2 separate regions of the Homo sapiens genome follow, and region 2 is linked to region 1. The links are chromatin loops, found by intact Hi-C in ENCODE. Cell type or tissue: dorsolateral prefrontal cortex. All regions are shown on one strand. Links, peaks and the distances in the headings refer to the core of each region. The heading gives the core; the rest is flanking DNA. Region 1 overlaps SH3GL3 (SH3 domain containing GRB2 like 3, endophilin A3). Region 2 has its middle 35 kb from the start of BNC1-AS1.

Region 1 (2,803 bases), core at 200-2,699:
CCAGTCTCCCAGTCTGCATTAGCCAGCTTCTCCTCCTCTGAGAAGCCTTCCCTGACCCATCCAGGCTGAAAGAGGTGCTTCTCCTTCATGTCCCTGGGCTCATCTCTCCAACAACTGTCAAAGTGCATGGTATCTGTTTACTTGTCTCTCTACCCTACACCTGTGAGCTTCACAAGGGCATGCACCAGGTCTTGTTTAGCCACATATGGCCAGTGCCCACCACCACTGTAGCAGGGCAGAGCAGGCTATACACAGTTGATGGATGAATAAATAAATGAACAAAGGAAGAACCAATAATCTGACATCCATCAGTTCCTTCTCTGGCCCCTGGAATATGGAGCCACCTCAAGGCCCACGGTCCAAGCAGGGAAGGCCACCCAAGCTCACACATCCCACCAGCCTCATCTCTGTCACATAGGCTAGACCAGTGGGGGTTCACACTTCCCCCTCGAGTTCTGGAAAGGATGGGCTGGAACAGTGGTTTCTGAACATTAGCGTGCATCAGAATCACCTGGAGGACTTTATAAAACACAGACTTGCTGGGCTTCACCCATAAGATTTCTGATTCAGGAGATAAGGGATGGGGCCCAAGAATTTGCATTTCTCACAAGTGATGCTGATGTTGCTGGTCCAGGGACCACACTTTGAGAATCAATAGGTCTGAAGAAGGGAAAACAGGATATGCCCAAGGCTCAAATGACCTCCAAGCTGAGATCATGCTGAAGGCACCTGGAGGAACATCTTCTGTACATATCCATAAGACGGTGCTTGTACCTCCAGAGTGGAAGTCACTGGTGGGGTAGAAGTCTTGGGGCTGTTTTTGCACATCTACAAAAATGCCACCATGCAAGTGGCATGCAATTATCTCCAGGTACCTGAAAATTCCCATGCACGCCATTTTTAACAGTTTTCCAAATGAAAAATTCAATTTCTAGGTATTGATCTTCTTGAGAAGTAATGGAAAATAATGACCACCAGGGCAACGCATCAAAACATGCAACTATGGTACGATTTTGATAATAAGAAATCCACTATAAAGTTATGTAATTACTTTGTTTAGCCTGGCTTAGAGCTGGCTTCAACTAAATACAGAATTTCCAGCTGAAAGAACATGGCTTACATTCCCTCCCATTATCCTGCTTCATCTCCAGGGCAGATAGGACTAATGGATCCTGGCACTCTTTCCCAGTGAGCCCAGGAAAATAGAACTGAGTCATTTTTACCCTACCCACAAGCATCATAAGATGATGCTTTCAGTCTGCTGAAACGTTCTAGTGATTTTAAATATAAACATCATCTTATGTAGCAACAGGTATATTTATACCCTGGAAGACTTACCCCGATCTCTTTTAAATCTTTATCTTGTAGTAACTGAAGTGGATCAATAAAAGTTTGCTTTACATTAATATCAAGAGAGTCTTTCACCTCAGCCATTAGCTTCATGGATTCACCAACTTCTATCAATGCATTGCCTTGAATAGAAAACATAAATACAAAAGGTTCTTTGGGAACACTACTCCAGGTTAACAGTGCTATTTATTTCATTCTTTACCAAAAGTGTGTGGATGATGGTGTAGCAAGGTCCTTGCTCCGGGACCTCTGAATCCTGGATCAGAATGAAAAAGAAAAAGCAAGGCTTCCTATTTTCTGTATTTTCCTCTCTATGGTCTGCACTTTCACCACTACAGAAAATACAACTGAGGCTAGCAGACCGAAGTACTTACCATTTGGACCACTAGATGGGGATAAAGATCCTTTCTAAAAAACTGGTAATTTGGGAAACTGGCACGGAGGGTTCCTTAGAAGCTTGAGAATAAAATCTCTTTGTAAACAATGAAAGGATTCACTCATGGGGCTAAGTGTTAACCAGTAAAAATTACAATAGAAATAAACCAACAAAACATCTCAGCTTCTAGCCGTGGGATCTTCTCAAGGCTACTCCCCGTATCCTTCTAGAAGGTTCTAAGCCTCCCTGCCCTCTCTGATGTCAAAGAAAGCCTGCCAGTGTCACATGGGACATCCTGTCAGCAGGGTGGGGTGGGGGTCTGCTGGTGCGTTGGAGCCCAGGCCAGCCTTCCTGGCTCGGGTAGTGGCAGGTAGTTTTTCCTGGATTACAGTGTGCTATCTCAGTCCGGTTAATCGGCAGTAATTTGCCAGATTACTGCAAACCAGGTGCCCTCTAGTTCTCTGTACAATGAGGGTTGCAGGGTCTCTAGAAAACATCCCTGGGAAATGCTGCACTAGAATGAACTATTTTTCCTATATTTGGGTTTTTCCAAATTGATCTTGTAAAAAGATGGAGATTGGGTTGCTCCATTTCTAGGCTTGAAGAAGACCGTAAAGCCCAGCCTAAGTCTGACCTTTGAGTTGTTTCACCCACCAGGTGAGGGCATGGACAACTTAATTACCTGTAAAATAGAGATGGCAACATGTGCCTCACCTCCCTTAAAAAAAAAACAGAAAGATACTAAAGAGGACCTTGCAAAACAGAAGTAGGAACCGTTACTCTAAACTAAGGCTTCCCAGGACTCCATACGGACCCAGTGGTAGCTTCATTCCTCCTTGGAAGCTACATTTCCTTAGCTCAACTCTCCAAAGTGTGTCTAAATAATTCCTAAATGAAGACGAAATGTCCCTTCCTAGCCTGTGGACTCTTTCCTGCCCAAATGGTGAGAAATGGTATTGCCTGACCCCCTACACAGCCCCTCTGCCACCAGTGCCAGTGTCTCACAATGTCAGCTCATTTCGCCTTGACAGAAACATTTTCAAATACACTGTAGACTCCAAAGATGATGCTCTGAAC
Region 2 (2,803 bases), core at 65-2,564, 320 kb after region 1:
TCACCTGGAGCTTGTAAGCAATGCAAATTCTAACAACAACTAAATCAGAACCTGCATTTTAACAATTCTGCAGTGACTGTAAGCACATTAATAACTTAGAAGCACAGTGTTAGACTACCAGCCTCAAGCAGTATAGTCCCCAAACAAGCGGTTCTCATACTTGAGCATGCCTTAGATTCTCCGAAAGGCTCATTAAAACACAAGTTGCTCCCAGAGCTTCTGATTAAGAAGGTCTGAGATGGGGCCCAAGAATTTCCATCTGTAATAAATCCCTGGTGGTGATGATGTGCCATACTGGGGACTACAGTTTGAGAATTTCTGGTCCCTCGTCTGGACCACAATTTCTCAAACTTGGCACTATTGACATTTTTGGACCAGATCATTCTTTCTTGTAGGGAATTGTCCTGTGTTTTGTAAGATGTTCAGCTGCTTCCCTGGTCTCTACCCACTAAATGCCATAGCACCCCCAAAATTATGACAACCAAAAATATCTCCACGCATTGTCAAATATTCCCTGATGGGAGTGGGTGACAAAATAGCCCCCAGTTGAGAATCACTGGTCTAGACTCTTCTTAAAAGGGAAAAGTCCTGCTACTCATTCTGTTCATGGGAAGAAAAGACTCAGTCCCTGACTTGGGCAGCCTCTCTCAGCCTCTCCTCCCACCTCCTCAGATGCTGGGGCATCTACAGAGGAGCTTGAGACCCCTGAGGGAAAACCCCTTTGGACCAGGATTTCCTCATCTGGGGAAATGAGAGCCTGTTCTTAGCTCCCTGGCAATCGTGGGGCTAGAAGAGAAGCATCTGACTGAGTCTCTGGACACCAGCTGTGCATTCCTGAGCAGGTAGCCCAGCCTGTCACCCCCCTTCTCACCCACAACTCTTTTTTTTTCTTTATTTGTCGGTTCACAATGCCTCCACGTTTATCTATTGAAATGTGTGGGTTGTTCCCTGTCCCTATGCTTCTATCTACTTATTGAAATGTGTGCATGTTGGTTCACAGTGTCTCAAAATCTACATATTTATTGAAATGTGTGGTTGGCTCAGTGTGCTTCAACGTCTTTTGCTCTTTCTTCTGCAAGACATGCTCTGGCTGATCATTAAAGCCAGATTAGTCAAGAAACTTTAAAAGCAGCCACAGGCAAACTGTTTAAAGAACAGAATGCCTATTGGTCACCTGATTCTTTTAAAACTACACCCTAGAAATCTGTGTGATTGGGAATTTTAATTAGTCTGAATTGCTATACTTATGTTCTTTGCAGAGAGCTAAGACTACTGAAAAAAAAAATTGTTTTTTTAAAGGAGCTTCCTAGCTTTCCAATCTGTGATGCTGGTTAGCATTTCAGATTGTTAGGAAATAGTGCCCTCTGCTGGAATTACTTGGTTATTGCAATAGGCATTGTGCGCTACTTCTGAGTCCTTTCAGACCTCCGAGATGTATTATGTTTGGAAAGTCCCCTGGTGACCCCATGTACCTCTTCCAGTTACAAGGCTAGCTGAAAAGAGGACATATTTTCTGAATGGTCTTAATCCTGCTTCCAGGAATTGAGTGCCTCAGCCTAGAACATTGGATTGGAGTAGGTTTCCCACGGGCTTCCCCCGCAACTCCCGAGATGGCATTTGCCTTCCGGGAGAAGAAGCTGAATCCAGAGCCCCTCCGGGTCACCAGCCACACCACACGCAGAGGACTGATGTGGTGGAAAGAACACGTTTGGGGACTCGAGGGTCCTGGCTTCAGCTTCCACCTCTGCACATCCCTAGCTGTGGGGCCTTAAACATCTCTAATGCTGGAGCCCTCATTTCCCCATCTGTAAAATTGCCGTTTCAGACTGTACTTTGAGGGGTTCTAGGGAACCTCACAGGTGCCTCACAGGCCGTTCTGGAGGGAGAGCTAAAGAGGAGATAAGAAGTAGCTTGGACAGCTCCCAAGCACCACACGAGCTCCTTCCACTTCCATCTGGTTTCATGTACATTTAATATTTTGTTCTATGTTCTGCGGCTAAAAAAGACTTTCCTCTTGAAAACCATGCAGTAGGTGACCTCTAGAATTCTTCCAGCACTTTCTCTGATTCCTACCATGAGTGTTTCTGTGAGGAGGTGTGTCTGTGTGTTGTTGCTCTAACCTGCACCACCCTGCCCTGCTTTTTGAGCCAAGTTAAGGAGAATGGTAAGGGCTGAGGGTGTTCTCTGTCTTCTTCCTGAAGAGCATCCAGCCCAAAGTAAATGTTCAGTATGTGTGATAAAAATGGCTCCTTCAAATTTACAGCCCTAAATGCCCACATCAAAAAGTTAGAAAAATCTCAAATTAACAACCTGACATCACAACTGAAGGAACTAGAGAAGCAAGAGCAAACCAACCTCAGAGCTAGCAGAAGACAAGAAATAACCAAAATCAGAGCTGAACTGAAGGAGATTGAGACATGAAAAACCATTCAAAAGATCAACGAATCCAGGAGCTGGTTTTTTGAAAAAATTAATACGGTAGACTGCTAGCTAGACTAAGAAAGAAGAACCAAATAAACTTTGTCATTTACAGAAATACAAATAACCGTCAGAGACTACTATGAACACCTCAATGCAAACAAACTAGGAAAATCTAGAAGTAATGAAGAAATTCCTGGACATATACACCCTCCATAGCTGAACCAGGAAGAAATTGAATCCCTGAATAGACCAATAACAAGCTCCAAAATTGAATCAGTAATAGGTAGCCTGCCAACCAAAAAAACCCCAAGGCTAGACAGATTCACAGCTGAATTTTACCAGATGTACAAAAAAGAGCTGGTACCATTCCTGCTGAAACTAT

What was found. Hi-C counts contacts between places; a loop is a spot of excess contacts. Peaks named below come from ENCODE experiments on the same cell type or tissue, not always from the same donor. Only the 100,000 strongest peaks of a DNase experiment are listed, where the experiment ranks them.
Region 2: it touches region 1 in a loop (4-fold over the local background); 22 of 110 quality-filtered maps call a loop at or near these places.

Annotation. Positions count from the first base shown.
Region 1 is chr15:83,571,234-83,574,036 of GRCh38, reverse strand. SH3GL3 (SH3 domain containing GRB2 like 3, endophilin A3) reads right to left here. Exons shown (of 9, transcript NM_003027.5): 5 at 1,339-1,472. Among named protein-coding and RNA genes, the nearest start is that of ADAMTSL3, 81 kb to the left of the region's middle. In dorsolateral prefrontal cortex, for the core only: CTCF peaks have their summits at 1,527 and 1,738 (motif pointing right); a DNase peak (open chromatin) is centred at 2,048; H3K27ac peaks cover 2,500 bases.
Region 2 is chr15:83,247,146-83,249,948 of GRCh38, reverse strand. No RefSeq gene overlaps it. Among named protein-coding and RNA genes, the nearest start is that of BNC1-AS1, 35 kb to the left of the region's middle. In dorsolateral prefrontal cortex, for the core only: CTCF peaks have their summits at 1,153 and 1,361 (motif pointing left); no DNase peak of the experiment used is centred there; H3K4me3 peaks cover 367 bases; H3K27me3 peaks cover 323 bases.